Regions from separate parts of the Homo sapiens genome. Here region 2 is linked to region 1. The links are chromatin loops, found by intact Hi-C in ENCODE. Cell type or tissue: dorsolateral prefrontal cortex. All regions are shown on one strand. Links, peaks and the distances in the headings refer to the core of each region. The heading gives the core; the rest is flanking DNA.

Region 1 (8,318 bases), core at 55-8,054:
TCTGGACAGGATCTACAGGGCTTATTCACTGAAGTAATCCCTACTTTGCCTTCATAGAGCCAATAGGCAAGACAGATATAAACACAAGGGTGTACCATAAAGTCTTACTGGTAACATTTGGGCACAAATGAATCAGAGCTCAATTCTATTTGGTGAAAGCAGTGGAAGTATGCAGAAGGAATTCCAAAAGAAGAGGTTTGAGTCCCCCAATCATGTAGGTGTTTGGGAAACAAGTGGAAAAGGCCTCTAGCCAGGGGAAACAGTTTGAACAAAAGTATTGTATATTCTGGGAACTGAAAATAGTTCCATCTAGTTTAGGCTGAGGCTGAATATGGAGGAGCTGCATAAATGAAACTGGAAAGGTGAGTGAGATTACCTAATGAGGGACCTTATATGATATATGAAGTCATGGGGTAATTTATAATAATGAGGAGGGAAAGGTTATCAGGGAGTCATATGACCAGATTTGCATTTTTAACGATCACTGAGAAGGTAGTAGAAGGATGGATTGGAAGAGGGCAGGGAGACCATCTAAGAATTATCATTGTAATTTAAGCCTTTAATTAGTATTCAGAATCAGTAGATACATTTTTCCAAATTTCTGGCCAGAATACACTAAGTGATTGATATATTTTCAGTTAAGCATTCTTAAGCACAGTACAGTGTTAATCTGTTTATGCCTATCATGTTTATTACCTATAAAAGACAATGATAAAAATGTCATTTGACTGCAATTCCTCACTTGAAATCACAATGTCACCAAAAAAGAAAAATTATACAATAGAGCTACAAAAAATATTGTAAAATTACAAGCTTAAATAAATTGAACTAAATACAGACAAATTCTTTCAACTTGATTAATTTGCTCTCAGATTACAGAGAACTTCTAAAGGAGAAGGTCTATGTAGTCAAGAAATAAAAGTAATGATGTTTCATTGATTATGGCCAATTAAAGGGCCATTACTAGATGCTGAGCCCCTTGTGGGCAGAATTTTTAAAAATTCAGATATATGAATACTAATTACAACCATGGTAATAATAATATTGGTAACTGCCATCCATTAAGTCCCCACTATAAAGTTGTTGTTTCATGTGTATTATCTCATTTAAGCCATATACATATACCAACTCTATGAAGCAGGTGTCATTATTTCCACTTTAGAATAGGAAAATTGAGGCTCAAATAATTTATCCAAGATCATGTAGTAAGTGAAAAGCAGGGGTTTAAATTCCAAATAAATGTTATCTAGGAACTCATGTCCTTAACTGTTAAATTTCTACAATCTATCACTCCCTTAGATTGCTACTTGGTAGAAAGTCAATGTTTAATAAATGTCTGCCTTGGAAATACTTAAAAATAACAATACATGGTAACAAAAATTTATAAGCCCTAAAGGACTTGTTTTAATAGTGGAGAATAGATGGGAATAATATGTAATTAACAGAATGATATCTTATGCATAAAGAGATGAATGTAAATTTTGAAAATTCAAACCTAAGGGGGTAGACAAAAATAGGTAGTATATGGAGCTGATTTTCAGACAGTTGGAAAACTAAGGCTAAAAGGAAAGAAAAATGTAATGGGAATGTGCACATCAAAGACAAGGACAAGGGAGAAATAATAAGAGGAAGATTTGTGTTTGGTGGGGTCTGTGACATTCCATCAACAATTGCCTCAGGTGCTGTTCATCATTAGAGAGAAGATCCCTCACATAACCTAACAAACAGAAATTATTCCTACCACTTCAAAATTTATGTATTATTTTAGCAGTTTTTAAAAGCTGAAGTCATGGGTGATTGAGTTTAGTCTCTCAGTATTATTCAGGGTATGCTAACTGATGTAACAAACTATTTCAAAATCTAAATGGTACAAACAACCAAAGTTTAATTCTTGCTCATCTTACATTATATAGGCATGGGGGTTGAGGAGAACTCTGTCCCATGCAGTTACTTCAGTGGTCCAGGCTTCATTTACTGTAATCACTATTCCCTAGGACTTCAAAAGCCTGCAATGGATCCTCCACATCCGGTCAACAGTTTAAGATAAAATAAAAGAAAGTGAGGACACTCATGTAAGCTTTTGGTGGCCACATATGGAGGTGATATGCATTCCGCTCATACTCCAATTGGCCACACTCAGTCCTATGGCTCACCTAATTGTAGGGGAACTCTGATAGTAGCTTAGCAGAATATTAAAAAAAAAAATAGAGAGCAAAGATCAGTGAACAATTAGTCAGTTCCACCCTCCCTAATTATATTGTTAACTCCTAAGGGATATAAATAGTGTTTTATAGTCATTTATATGCCCAGTAACACCTAATAGAATTTCTGGCATATAATAATCTGTCAACTAATTGCTAAATGAGTGTATAAACTCTCTAGCTCATTCCTTAGCTTTGAGGCTATTTAAAGACCTTCATAGGTCCTAGGCACTCTTGCTTTAGAGGCCCACACCTGAGTAATATCAAAATAACAACATATACTCAGATGCCATTAAATATAATTCTATTGGCAAGATTAAAATAACATTTAAAATATGATTTTGAAATTATTTGACTACTATTGAATGGCAGAATTGATCAGAAATAAATGTATTGCATTGAAGAAGAGAAGCATATCAAGGCTTGCTAGGCAAAATAAAATGCATTGTTAGTAAATACAAGAAAAAATCGTATAGGTTGGAAATATCATGTTAACACCATACAAAATGTGGAGAAAAAAATGGAAAATGCAGTGTTCATGCCTTTGAAAGAAGAGTAAGCCAAGAACACGGTTGGATTTTGACCCAATGGAGGAGAAGATCTAAGAGTAAGCTACACAATACCCGTTCTGATTAACTTAGTAATTATACTGTATATCATAACACTTTTATAAAGAGAAATGACCCTATGAAAATAAATTAGTAATTAAACGTGGAATCACACATGAACCACTCCCCAGCCCCAACCCAGCGGGAAGATCTTGGGCTTTGGGGAGGAGTTTTGGCCGCAATGGATTAGAGTAAGAATTTGGGACATTATATAGGGGCTAAACTGGGGTCTGTGGGCTTGGAAACTTTTGCTGGCTAGGCATGTATTTTCTAATGACTTGGCTGTGCATAAATGAAATGTTTATCCATGGTACCTCATATATCTTAACTGATACCATCATTGTATAGCAGGAAACCCCAAAGGAGGGGGTAGAAGACAATCAAGAGTTTTAAGTAACTCATTTAAATAAAATCAGTTTTGGCTGGGCACAGTGGCTAACACCTGTAATCCCAGCACTGTAAGAGGCCAAGGCAGGTGGGTCAGTTGAGCCCAGGAGTTCAAGACCAGCCTGGGCAACATGGTGAAACTCTGTCTCTGAAAAAATGTAAAAATTAGCCAGGCATGGTGGCCCGTGCCTATAGTCTCAGCTACTAGGGAGGCTAAGGCAGGAGGATTCCTTGAGCCCAGGAAGATGGAGGTTGCAGTGAGCCAAGATTGGGCCACTGCACTCCAGCCTGTGTGACAGAGAGAGACCCTATCTCAAAAAAATAAAATAAAAATAAATAAGATCAGTTTTTATTTCTTCACAATGATTATACATATGAGGTGGAGCTGGAGGTCATTATCAAACTAACACAGGACCAGAAAACCAAATGCTGCATGTTCTCACTTATAATGAGAGAGCTAAATAACAGGAGCTAAGTGATGATGCACAGAGGAGAACGACACACACTGGGGCCTTTCAGAGGGAGGAGGGTGGGAGGAGGGAGAGGATCAGGGAAAAAACCTAATGGGTACTAGGCTTAATACCTGTGTGATGAAATAATCTGTACAACAAACCCCCATGACACAACTTTACCTATGTAACAAACCTGCACTTGTACCTCTCAGTTCAAAATAAAGGTTAAACAAAAACAGAAACCTAATAAGAGGTTGCACTAGTTACAAAATGAGAAAGTCTAACTTCAAAATTGTTTTCAAGTATAAAGACAATGTTTGTGATGCTAAGAATGAGGTTGACAGGTTATACGTTATTTAAATATTTAATTGAATATTTATTGATTTAGACTTTGGTGCTTTTCCTATTTTGAAGCCAATTTACACATGTTTTTCATGTCTCCAGTGTTTGTGTAAGCCCCTGAAAAGCTCACAGGCCCTGGGCTTTGTGCCTATATTGTGAAAAAGAACAAATGGTCATTCTCAGCACTTGGCAACTGGGTCTGCACCAGAGCATGGCATGGGTAGATAGGTCCATTCCTTCTCCTGTGCCTGGAAATCAAAGGCATTCTTGCCGAGGCTTTTGAGAGATGTTTAAATTCTACAAACATGTTAACGTCTTACCAGATGCAAGATCCTGTGCTGGTTGTTTGTAGAAGCCCTTACCTTCAAGGGCTTTACATTTAGCAGACAGTAATTATTTTTGCCTGAATCAACTTTTTACATATATTATGAAAGTAGAAATAGTTATTTTCTAACTCCATAGTTTCCTCTATATGTATTTTCTGGCATTCTATTGTAAGGCACAGCTTTTCCTTCTATCTATAGATCTATCTATCATTATCTATCTATTGATATATATATAATCTGTGTGTATATAAATGTATAAAATCAGTATGTAGTCGTGGATTCTTAAATTACTCAATGAGTTATTGTCTATTTATTTTGATGCTTATATTGTCCCAGATGTAACCAGGGTTGCCTCTTTAAGGTGGCTGCTGGGTCCCTTTGTCTTGTCCCCATATGAGCACTTTTTGATTTTCCAGGGAGCTCTGGATCTTTTTGTTGTAGTAGTTAGATTTGGGCGCTAGTAATGCTCCTGGTTAATGGTCTTTATTGCTTCCTTTAAATAAAGAAAGCTGGGACACACACACAAATTTATATCGGGATTTCCCATTACAATCCAAACTTCACAGGATTCTTCCTTTACTATGTATATTCCCTTTGTTTTATCCTTCTACAGTGAGAGACTTGGTTCTTAAGAATATCAGTATGTTTACTTAGTTACTTAGTTCTACAATATGCAAAAAATTCTCGGAAGTACTATACCTCTAAAGAAATAAATTTATTAAGAGTTCAATAGTTGTGTCAATTTTCATTTTCTTTAGATTAAGAATAAATAGTGAAACTACTATTCATGAAAGTTACTCAGATTAATTGCATTTTGTTTGTTGAATCCTCATTCAGGCTCACTACCAAATTTTGAAGTCTGGATAAATCTAACTGTTTTCAGCTTAAATGTCACATCCTAATGCTGACTTCCCAAACTCTCCATGTTAGGTTAGGTCCATCTGTTAGATGGTCTCATAGCACCCATTGCTTTTCCTATACAGAACTTTTCCTTTTCTTTTTTTAAATTTTATAATTATTTTTTATTTTCTGTTTTTTTATTATACTTTAAGTTCTTGGATACATGTGCAGAACATGCAGGTTTGTTACATAGGTATACATGTGCCTTGGTGGTTTGCTGCACCCATCAACCCATCATCTAGGTTCTAAGCCCCGCATGCATTAGGTATTTATCCTAGTGCTATCCCTCCCCTTACCTTCCCACTCTGCAGCAGGCCCTGGCGTGTGATGTTCCCCTTCCTGTGTCTGTATGTTCTCATTTTTCAACTCCCACTTATGAGTGAGAACATGCGGTGTTTGGTTTTCTGTTCCTGTGTTAGTTTGCTGAGAATGATGGTTTCTAGCTTCATCCATGTCCTTGCAAAGGACATGAACTCATTTTTTATAGCTGCATAGTATTCCATGGTGTATATGTGCCACATTTTCTTTATCCAGTATATCATTGATAGGCATTTGGGTTGGTTCCAAGTCTTTGCTATTGTAAACAGTGCTGCAATAAACGTGTGTGCATGTGTCTTTGTAGTAGAGTGATATATAATCCTTGAAATTAAGGCAGAAATACATAAGTTCTTTGAAACCAATGAGAACAAAGACACAACGTGCCAGAATCTGTGGGACACAGCTAAAGCAGTGTTTAGAGGGAAATTTATAGCCTTAAATTTATAACCCACATCAGAAAGTGGGAAAGATCTAAAATCGGCACCCTAACATCACAATTAAAAGAACTTTTCCTTCTCAATCTTCATCATAGTTTGCTGTTTCCCCCAGTACACAGTAGTTTCAAAAGGACAGAGATCAGTGTCTGTCCTGTCACCTCTTATTGCCCTCTGAACACATAAGCAGATATTAAAAAATGTTTGTTGAATAAATGAATTGTTCCTAATAGTTGATACAGGAACTCAGAATAAAAGAGAAATTATAAGAGTTCATTTCTTACCTTTATTGCTGCTCTGACTGTTCCACCCTTTTCCTTTCCTCTTCTGCAGGCAAAAGATATGTTTTAAATTTAGTTGAAAAGTATTTTTTAAGAAACATTTAATAAGCACCTACTGTGTATTTCCTGGGCACTGAAATACAGACAGAGATCATTCAGAGGATTAAGATCTGGTGCAAAAATATGTTGTCTAGGGACATAAGTAATCTTCTGAGGTTGCTGAAGGCCCCAGAAGGATTTGGGTAGATGTATTTCTACATTTGTCTGCTTAAAAGGTCATGTTTTTGTTTGACTAATGATCAGTACATTTTCATTTTCATTTTTAAAGATAGTTCTGTCAAGTTTGCTCTCTCTTCAGTGGCTAAGTGTAAAAATAAAACTTCTCACTTGAGTAGCCTATGAATTAGGTTATGCGTAGAAGTGCAAACCCATTACTGAAAGGACTACAGGGTAAATAAATGTAAATAATTTTCTTAAGGTGGGTCTTGAGCTATGTGACGTCTAATTTGTACCTTCCAAATGAAAACCACGTAGCCAATGATTAAATTAATTTTTTTCGTTATGTCTTACAAAAAAGTGAAGAGAAAACAAAGCAGTTTGAACAATGGTGAGAAGCTCTTCACAATGAATTTAGATGAAGTAGGAAAAAAATTGATATGACATGATTTCTGTCACATGCTTTTCTTTTCTCTATTGCTGCTGGACTCCAGGAGCACTGCAGCATCTTTCTTTATGCCCTAAATCAGATCATTGCTTGTTTCTGTTGAATTCTCAATATGCAGTTGAATAAAACTATGTTTGTAAGTCTCATTTTCTTCGTTACTAAAATGATGGTGCATTTTCAATATATTTGTTGAAGATTTAAAATTGTGTACAACAATGTTCTTACACTGTGCCTGATGCACACAGAGTATAAGTAAGTAATTTATAGTCATTATATGGATTCTTTATCTGCTGTCTGTGCACAGACAATTATTGAGTATTGTGTTTTATGAATGAGGTGAGATATTAATTAATGATTAGATACAGTCTGTGTCCCATATTAGGGCATGGCAGAGGCAGAATAAGAAAGGACAAACCTAAAATTACTCTTAGCAGTGAGGTAGAGAGAAGGCCATCCACAGCTGTTGAGGAGACACCAGAACGTGGCACCACAGTTCTCCAAAGTCCTCTGGAGAATGCAATGTATAAGGGATTCGATGTGGGTAAAACTTGGGATACAAAAGAGAGGGCAGAGCCTACAAACTCTGGGAATGGATGCTATGTTTAGAGCCAAGCCTGTAATTCAAGCCAGTCAGATCTTTCCACAGACACAAAAGTCAACAGTCATTGTACTAGGCCTCAAGACAAGACTCAGGTCCCTGGTAGAGATGGGCATGAAAAATGCAGGCCTTAGTCCTACACAGTCTGAGATCCTCAACATGTTCATTAAGAGTTTCAGCCAACAGAGAACAGGAGAGCTAGTTAGCAGAACTGGAATATAGAGAAGGGACTAAATCCTGAGAATTAAGTAGAAGATTTTTCTTCAAGGAGGGACCAAGACTGCAGTTAAAAAAGTGATAAGTATGATTGGGTGGTGACATAATACAAAGAATTGGGTTATAAAGACCCACATGAATCTGAGATTTTGCCTAGGAACAAGCTTTATTCATGATTTCAGGGATACAAATTATCATGAGTCATAGTGAAGCAGGAGAAATCTGGAATAGTCAGTGAACCTTACAAGGTTCTTTTCTTGCTGCATCAGGATGGGCTCAGGGCCCAGATTAATATATAAGATCTCTAATGAGTTATGCAATTAAGAAATTTATGGAGGAACAGCTGTTTGGATCATGAAACATCTCTACTTTATACTCAGTTACATACTTTATATGACATTTTCCGGGATCCCATGTCTGTAAATCCATAGATTCCAGGTATGCTTACCGTAAATAGTCTTATAGCAGGTATATCCTGCTATAGATGAGGACTGCTGTTAGCAAATACTCATTATTTTGTCTGCTATGAGGTATTATCCTTAGCTTATTTACATGGCTATTTGACCAGGTCAGCTTTTGTCCTTTTCCCCC
Region 2 (8,318 bases), core at 244-8,243, 80 kb before region 1:
CTCCTATTATGAGGAATAAACTGCCATTACTCCTGTCCAGAGCCCAAACTGCCCACTACTAGAACCTGACAAAGTTCAGGTACTTTATTTCTGCAGTTGTCCTCCTTGCCTCCTACATTATCAGGGTTGATCTTTTTAGATCATTGCTATACTGTTATATCTCTCATCTTAAAAAAAATCCTTCCTTCAGCCCTCACCCTACTTCTGCCTCATTTCTTTGCAGCCTTTTACAAAACACTCCTTGAAAGAGTTGTCCATACTTGCCATCTTATTCTTCTTCTATCCAATCTGGCATTTGTTCCCACATTCTACCAAAATTGCTCTTGTCAGAATCACCAGGGCTCATCACCAGTGATCCGTACATATCCAAATACAAAGATCAGTTTTTTAGTCCTCATTTTGTTTAACCTCTCATCAGTACTTGGCACAATTGGCAGTTGTTCCTTTTTGAAACCCATTATTCACCTGCCTTATGTGATATCACTAACATTTTGTTTTATTTCTATCTATGGACTGCTTTTTTAAAAGATTCTTTTGCTGAATTCCTTTTATCCTCCCAACTCCTAAATATTAGAGTACCTCAGCTTTGTCCTATGGCCTCTTCTCTATCCACAGTCATTGCTTAAGAGATGCCATAAAAGTCCCATAGTGTTGTTATCTATGTTCTGACAATATCCAAATGTATCTCCAACCCAGATCTACCCCTTTATCTCAGACTCACAATTCTAGTTGCTTACCTTCCAGTTGCTTACCCATCTAATTGGAGACATATATATATATATGAAATTGGATGTCTAATGAGCATCTCAAGCTTAACATAGCCAAAGGTAGAAGTGTAGTACTATACTTTTAGAGATGATAATACTGACATCAATAGACATTTCTTAACTTGGTAAAAATCCTTATCAGGGAGCCATTATTTAAATCTACTTCCTTCTAACTGAAAGACTTTTATCTTTTCATTAAACTATGTTTGGTGTACTTTAATAAGTGTTAAGTAGTTTAGAAAAAGGATATACATATTTGTTGACTCTAAGCATTATATTCCATTATAACCCCATGGATTGTAAATTTTATAACTAAATATATCCATGTTGAATTTGTGGGATATCATGGTTCTACAGGAGGTAGGGGAGGCAGTGGTGAGGAATGACCTCTCCTACCTCTTATGACCAGAGATAAAGAGGTGTGTGCATACAGTTTGCATGTACTTACATTCTGCCTTGTGTGGGGTGCTGTCCCTTCCAAAACTCTTGTTGAAATTTAATTGCCATTATACCAGCATTAAGAGGTGGGCTCTTTAGGAAACAATAAGCCATGAGGGTTTTGCCTGCTTGGGTGGGTTTAATGCCATTACAAAAGGGGCAAGCTTGACCTCCTATTGCTTCTTTGCCTTTCTGCCTTCCACTACGTGGGAATGAAGCTTTTCTCTCCTTCAGAGGACACAGCAATTAAGGCACCATCTTGAAATCAGAATTGCCAAACCTGTCTGTACCTTAATATTGGACTTCACAGCTTCCAGAACTGTGAGCCTACAGATTACCATTTATAAATTACCCAGTCTGTGGTATTCTGTTAATATATCTTTTCCAATAACATGGACATGTCAGTCACCTCTCATGTACATATATATATACACACACACACACACACACACGTATACACGTGTGTACATATATATGCTTGTGTGTGTGTGCAGTTTTGGGGTTTCCTCCAAAATTTGAATGTGTATATAGTGTTCAGATTTTTTCACACAGGAGACTTTCATTTGAGCATATTGTTTCACTAGTTAAGGGCATCTACTTATCCTCAGTAAAGTACTTACTACTACTAACTGCCTGTATTGCAGCAATAGGCCCAGCTCCCTTTGAATGTTAAAGGGTTGAGAAACACCCATTAGCCAAGAGGGAGACAAAAGATCTCAGGGTTGATGAAATACTCCTATTCCATAAAGACAGGCTAAACTCAGCAGAACCATTTTAGCAACTATGCATTTAAATGAAAACCACATCTCTACTACACTGACTTTGATATAGTTTATTCTTTTTATTTGAGTCAGTAATGTTCTACAGAGTCATCACAAACAATTGAATTAGCAAATAGTGAACTGTTGCTCATAGGGAAAATGTAAGGTTAAGTTCCTATGAGCCTCTGATCGTAATATTTTTGCCAACTGGAATGCCATTTGCATTATATAGATTTGTTTGCCAGAGTCCTTGTAAAGCAAGCCAGTCTAATCAGCATTGAAAAACTGCTTTTCTACATAACCCTCTACTTGTATCACATTTAGCAGTTATTTTAAAAATTCTTCTGCACCTTCCTGATCTGCGGAACCCGCCTTGTCTGCAAGCTTAGCCTTTTTTGACTTTGTATTGCCTTTTAAAACATGTGAGCCAGCCAACCTAGCTAAGAAGGGTTAAACACTTTCCTGACTCTGGGTAATATGATCATAAATTTCTTTGGCTTTCAGACTCACAACAGTGTTGTCCACTTTGTTTTTTAAAAATAGGTTGTCATCTCATGAATCCACAAATTTAATTACTTTTCCTCTTTTTCATAATTTCATCATTCACTGTAGATATTACTTTAACACTTCCAGAGTGGTTTCATAAACAGATCAGCAAATTTTCTATTTCTTTTTGTAGGTGTCCTGTGTTGCTGATTCATTATCACTGAATTCATGGCCAACAGTCCTATAACTTATGCCTGAATGAAGCTTATCTGACACATCTATTTTCTCCATAAGGCACATCACAGCCTTCTTTCTCTTAGAAACATTAGACAGCAATCTAACACTATGCTTGGGGACTATTGTAAATAGCAAAGTCACCAGCAAAAATCACAACAATGTGAAAAGTGTGGCACTAAATAAACCACAGAAAGGACACTTGTTTACAGTATGAGAGCTGAAACAGGGAAACAGAGGGTTTCTTTGTTCTGCTTCAGCTGGGCATATGAATGTCAGTGGACTCCAATGTTTTGCTATTCTCTGCATGTCCGTGAATAACCATGAACACATCTTTGAGTATTGGTTTGGTGGTTACAAATAAATTTTAACAGGTTGGTGAATCTGTAACCATGGAATCTGTGAATAATGAGTGCAAGTCATGGCAAGGAAGTAATCTATATTCTTTTCACGCCAATGTGATTACTGAATAGACCCCTTTACCATAGACTCCAATTGTTCTTTGTATATAAAATGTTCTTAGAGGATTGTTATGCAAGGTAGCAAAGGTCAAGTTTTCATCACTTGGTACACATTAAGGAAAAGGCTTTATTAAAAAACTTAGGATGTGGGAACCAGTATGAAGGGGAGTACAGACCCCTGTCCTCTCATCATCTTACAGAAAAGCAATCTGGGGCAAAGGGCCATATGTAGGAGGGTTATATTCAAGAGACGAGGCCCCTGAAAGCAATCTTATGAGTTGGGAGTGGGGTCATAGAGGGACAAACTATTTGGGTGCCAAACAGTCTGAGTATAGATGGCAGCTATTTTCAGATTTCTGTGAAATTCAGCTGCCCAGCATCTGGAGAACTTGAAGCCTGTGGGAAGTTTCACACCCTTCTGCTTGGGGAAAAGAGTCACAAGTCTGAGGATCTGAGTTCAGGTGTAGCCTTTCCCACTGAGAGAATGCAGGAATCTGAGATCCAGACAATGCAGAGTGAGCTTCCATAGTTGATTTAAGTCATATTTTCTCATTGCACCATTATGGTAATTGAATTGTTTGTGTTAATTTGATTTCCAGATTGGAAGAAGTTCAATATTTATTTTTAAATGTAATTTTAAAACTATATTGTCCATCTTGTCTTAATTTTTTTTTTCTGGAGACCAGGTTAAATTGATCTCTGGAAACCTGACCAGAGAATATTGATATGTACTAGTCTATATTTGAAACTGCTATAAAGTACAGCATTATCTGTGTTATCTATGTGTGTTACATGTTGGTTATATAAATCACATAACTTCCTTTAAAAATTATACAAATTATTCTACCCTTTCCAAAAAGTACTTCTCTATTCAACTTGGACAATGAGCTAAAGAAATCCTCAATTAAAAAGCAACCTAACCTATCTAATTTTATCTAAGTTTCTACCACTTTTACTTTCTTTAGCCTTAAATTTAAAGGTTTAAATTTTTAATAGTTTAAAATTTTCAAAGAAATAACCTTTTTTTACTTGTAAATCTCTTTAAAATTATTTTATTAGAGATGGTGAGAAGATTGACCAGGACCCATTCTCAGCCAGAGCCACAGATTCTATACACTCCAAAGGAAGATTCCAAAATATTCCCTAAATGATTTTTCCCAAAAACTTCAGCTTTGAAGGACATTTATAAGATAATCATTGTTAAACACAGAGTGTCATGCAATGATTTTCTTGTATTACCCATTTTTATTACTCTTTAATCTGGTTAACTTTCTAAAAACAAACTTAAGCCAAACACACAAAAATAAGGATTTAAAATATAAGTCAATTTATAACAACAGATCAATTACAATGGTCCATAAAAATGAAAAAATATATAACTTAAACAATTCTTATAAGCATAGCCCAAATTCTAATCTCTCTTGTTTGTTTTGCAAAGAGGTTTCAGAAACATTTAGTTATTGTTTTACAAATGGAAATGCTATGTTTCCATTTAGGAGGAATGAAATCCTGAATATTAATTTGAATCCAGTTGACTTTCATTCTTCTATAAACTCACAGAATCTCAAAGTCTAGAGTTTGTTATCTGTAAGGACAGAGATTTAAGCCACACACATTAAAAATTTTTTTAAAAAGTTTAAAATTTTGTCTTCTAACTAGCACTGCACTTACAATTTCAAAACTTTTCTTCTTTAAAACACTTTATTTGCAACTAACCTTTTTTAAAGGTGTTCCTTTGGAGAGGATCAATAAAAGCACAGCATTTCTCCACTCTCACCTCTTAAAACCTTTGGCTTCCTACCAGTTTCCCTTGTTGCTCAGTCTTTTTATTGTTGACAATTCTCAGAGGTTTCTGTTATGTTCCTCTGAAGGCATGTCCCTTGTCAAAGAGGCAGGCTACTTTCTGAGGTGTCTTTTATTTTTCTTTAGCTGCCCCTTCATTTTTGATATCCTTCATTAGGGCAGCCCATTGATCCAGGTGCAAGGCCTGGGTAATCTGCTAGACATTCTGATAATCATCTTGACTCATGCTGGGGTCACAATGGTACCCACAGAAGCAGCCATGACATAGGGACAGCATAGCTATTTGCCAGTTGTCATAGCTAATATACTACTATTTACAGCCGCTCTCCTTGGGGACTAGGAAGAGAAAGGGAAAACTCTTTCCTTCTTTTGTCATTGAAAATGGCATGACATGGCATGGCATGGCTACCATTTCTGGCTTCTCTGTCATTTCCAGTACCAAAATGGCCTGAGCAGAGTTTACTATGATGATCTGCTAGTTCTCTGCAAGTTTTCTTCTCTCCCTTGGTCTTTTTAGACTCTTATCACTTTGACCACACCTTGCTTGTAGACTCTTTTTGGTCGTGGACCTTGGGCATCTTTATCTTTTTCCACACTTCTGAAGATAACTCCAGTTCTATTCATTCATGAGGATATCCCCAGATTTTTTTAGGGCTGTGAAAGTTTCTCTCTATTTTGGATCTGTCTCTGTAATAAAGCAAATGTTTACTGGTTTAAATGTTGCATCTCCTTCCAACACCCCATCATGGGCATTAGTCTATCCCTGCATTTTTTTATGCCAGGCACTATTCTAGTTTCTCTGCATTTCCCTTAGTGCAGGTCAAGTTGTGTTGCTAGTGTCTCTGCAGAAACAACCTTGCACCTTGCCTATGTGCCAATTTTTTGACCTCTTGAGAAATTTAAGTGGTGGGTTCCAGTCCCCAACCCAACTTAGGTCACAAGGGGAATGGACTTCCACCATTTCCAGTTGTGGTAAGAAAAGAAATTATGTAAAATGCTTAAGCAACACTCTGGTTTAAGTATTATTTTTCCTGGCAGTGGGACTAATGAGTAGAGTAGGTGAGATATCATGGTGCTGAATAAATACCTGGTAATTAGTAAATACCTGACTTAGTATTCTCATCAACAAATGTACATGGAGAAATAACAGATATGCAATGTTCCCCAAAAATATCTTGAATATGCAGACCAAAGTGTGCCCTTTTATTATATATAATCTAATATTCATCCTTCAGGATCTCATTGTTTTTGGTACAAACCTCTTCAAATCTCTCCAGACCTTTGTTAAAAGGTGAAGATAACTAGATCACATATAGCTCCAACTCTGATTACCAATTCATTTGCAAGTGGTTTTTCCCATTATGATGCCCATGACATGGTGAAGGAGTCTATTACCAAGGAGACTGACTGTGGACCTTGAGAATTTCAGCCCTGTCTGTAACATGAGGTCCGATAGTGTTCTCAGGGCACGTCAGGATACCTCCTGGCAATATGTTTATAAATAGTCTTCAGCTTCTCCTTTGTTTTTTTTGTTTTTTTTTTTTGAGATGGAGTCTCGCTCTGTCACCAAGGCTGGAGTGCAGTGGTGCAATCTTGGCTCACTGCAACCTCTGCTTCCCGGGTTCAACGATTCTCCTGCCTCAGCTTCCTGAGTAGCTGGGATTACAGGCATCCACCACCATGCCCAGCTGATTTTTTTATTTTTAGTAGAGATGGAGTTTCACCATGTTGGCCAGGCTGGTCTCGAACTCCTGACCTCATGTGATCCACCCACCTTGACCTCCCAAATTGCTAGGATTACAGGCATGAGCCACGTCACCCAGCCTCAGCTTCTCCCTTTAAAATCTTTTTTTGATGTGTTTCTCTAAGATGTTCCTGATATATACATGTTCCTTTGAATTCACTGACTTTCCACATTGCATCTCTTCTAATTCTGAAACTTTTTATTCTTCCATGCCATGGATTTCCCCTAATTCTCCTGATCAGTATTGTCCATTTAATATAATCAATGTGGTAAGTACTTTGGTAGAAGTGTGACACAATAGCTATATGGAATTGGAAAGAGGAATTATTGATTCCATAAAGGAAGAGAGGGATCCTGAAGGATTTCCTAGATGACCTCACATTTGAAAAACATTTGAAAAATGCATGCAATGGAAGACTAAGGAGAACACTATGAGAACAGCATGCACAAGTTGTTGGGGGAAACGAGGAGTACTACAGTGTAACTGAAGTAGGGACAGGTTGGAGGAGAGATGTCAGGGCAGATAGCTAAGGGCCGTGAACCCACGCTAAAGACTATGAACTTCATATGGGGTCTGGAAAGCAGTTGAGTAAGTAGTGAAATATATGTATTAGAAACAAAATCCTAGCAGAAAGAAGTAAAAACAGATAGGAAAAGAGGATAAACTGAGGTAAGGAGACTAGTTAGGAGATCCTCATTCCTCAGAGAAGTGAGTCTGCTTCCTTTCCTCCATGCCTGCTCCCTCCTGGTGCTGTAAAGCAGTTCTGGTCTCCCTAAACAGAGCTCTGAGGGAAGGAGGGATGTTCGTGGCTTTAAATATGTGCCCTGAGTAAGGGTCTGGCACTAGGGTGGCTTCCATAGTGGGAGCTTACAGCTGTAACCTTATTGGGAATACAGCACCTAGCATATCATAGGTGCTCAAAAATATCTGTAGAATGAGTGAATAGGGGGGAAAAAACCTTTTCTGGCATTATCACACTCACAAAGTAAGAAGTCCCCTTTTACATTCCCCCTTGGGATAAATTATATAAAAAAGATTCTCTTAAAATCTAGGACTCATTTTTTTCCAGTCAGTCACATTTCCTTGAAAATTGATTCTGCACCCTGCCATGGAGGCCACCTGGGGGTTAGAAATAGCATGGGCTTCAGAGCCAGGCTGATTCAGGTGCACATCCTTACTTAGTAATTGCGCGAACTTGAATAATTTTGTAACTTTCTGATCCTCCATTTCCTCATCTGTCTACTAACAATGAGGAAAGGGTTGCAGTGAGGAAAGAGATAATGTCTGTAAAATGCTTATGCCAAAATGTGGCTGCAGTTCAGCCATATGCACACAGAATACATGTGCAGGAGCTCTGAGATCCAGTCAGAGAGAGAGCTGCAGAATTATATAGCAGGGTGGCCATTGCACCTCTCCGCTCCTCCTCTACTCCAGTCTTGGACCACCTCTACTTAGGCTGCATCTGAGGCCAATGCATGTACTAAGTCAGAATCAGACAGAACTCATCCCATGTAGCAGATATAAATCTCAGTCCAAAAAAAATGAAGAAAACCTCATTGTACAAGAAATATGAACTTTATATTTCCATGTGAATTACATTTTTCCAATATGAGACTCAGTTTA

What was found. Hi-C counts contacts between places; a loop is a spot of excess contacts. Peaks named below come from ENCODE experiments on the same cell type or tissue, not always from the same donor. Only the 100,000 strongest peaks of a DNase experiment are listed, where the experiment ranks them.
Region 2: it touches region 1 in a loop (11-fold over the local background); 2 of 110 quality-filtered maps call a loop at or near these places.

The regions. Positions count from the first base shown.
Region 1 is chr3:180,331,098-180,339,415 of GRCh38, reverse strand. No RefSeq gene overlaps it. Among named protein-coding and RNA genes, the nearest start is that of LINC02053, 79 kb to the left of the region's middle. In dorsolateral prefrontal cortex, for the core only: no CTCF peak of the experiment used is centred there; a DNase peak (open chromatin) is centred at 4,156; H3K4me3 peaks cover 736 bases.
Region 2 is chr3:180,411,003-180,419,320 of GRCh38, reverse strand. It overlaps LINC02053 (long intergenic non-protein coding RNA 2053), which reads right to left and starts at 5,148. Exons shown (of 2, transcript NR_132416.1): 1 at 4,864-5,148. In dorsolateral prefrontal cortex, for the core only: no CTCF peak of the experiment used is centred there; no DNase peak of the experiment used is centred there; H3K4me3 peaks cover 784 bases; H3K27ac peaks cover 478 bases.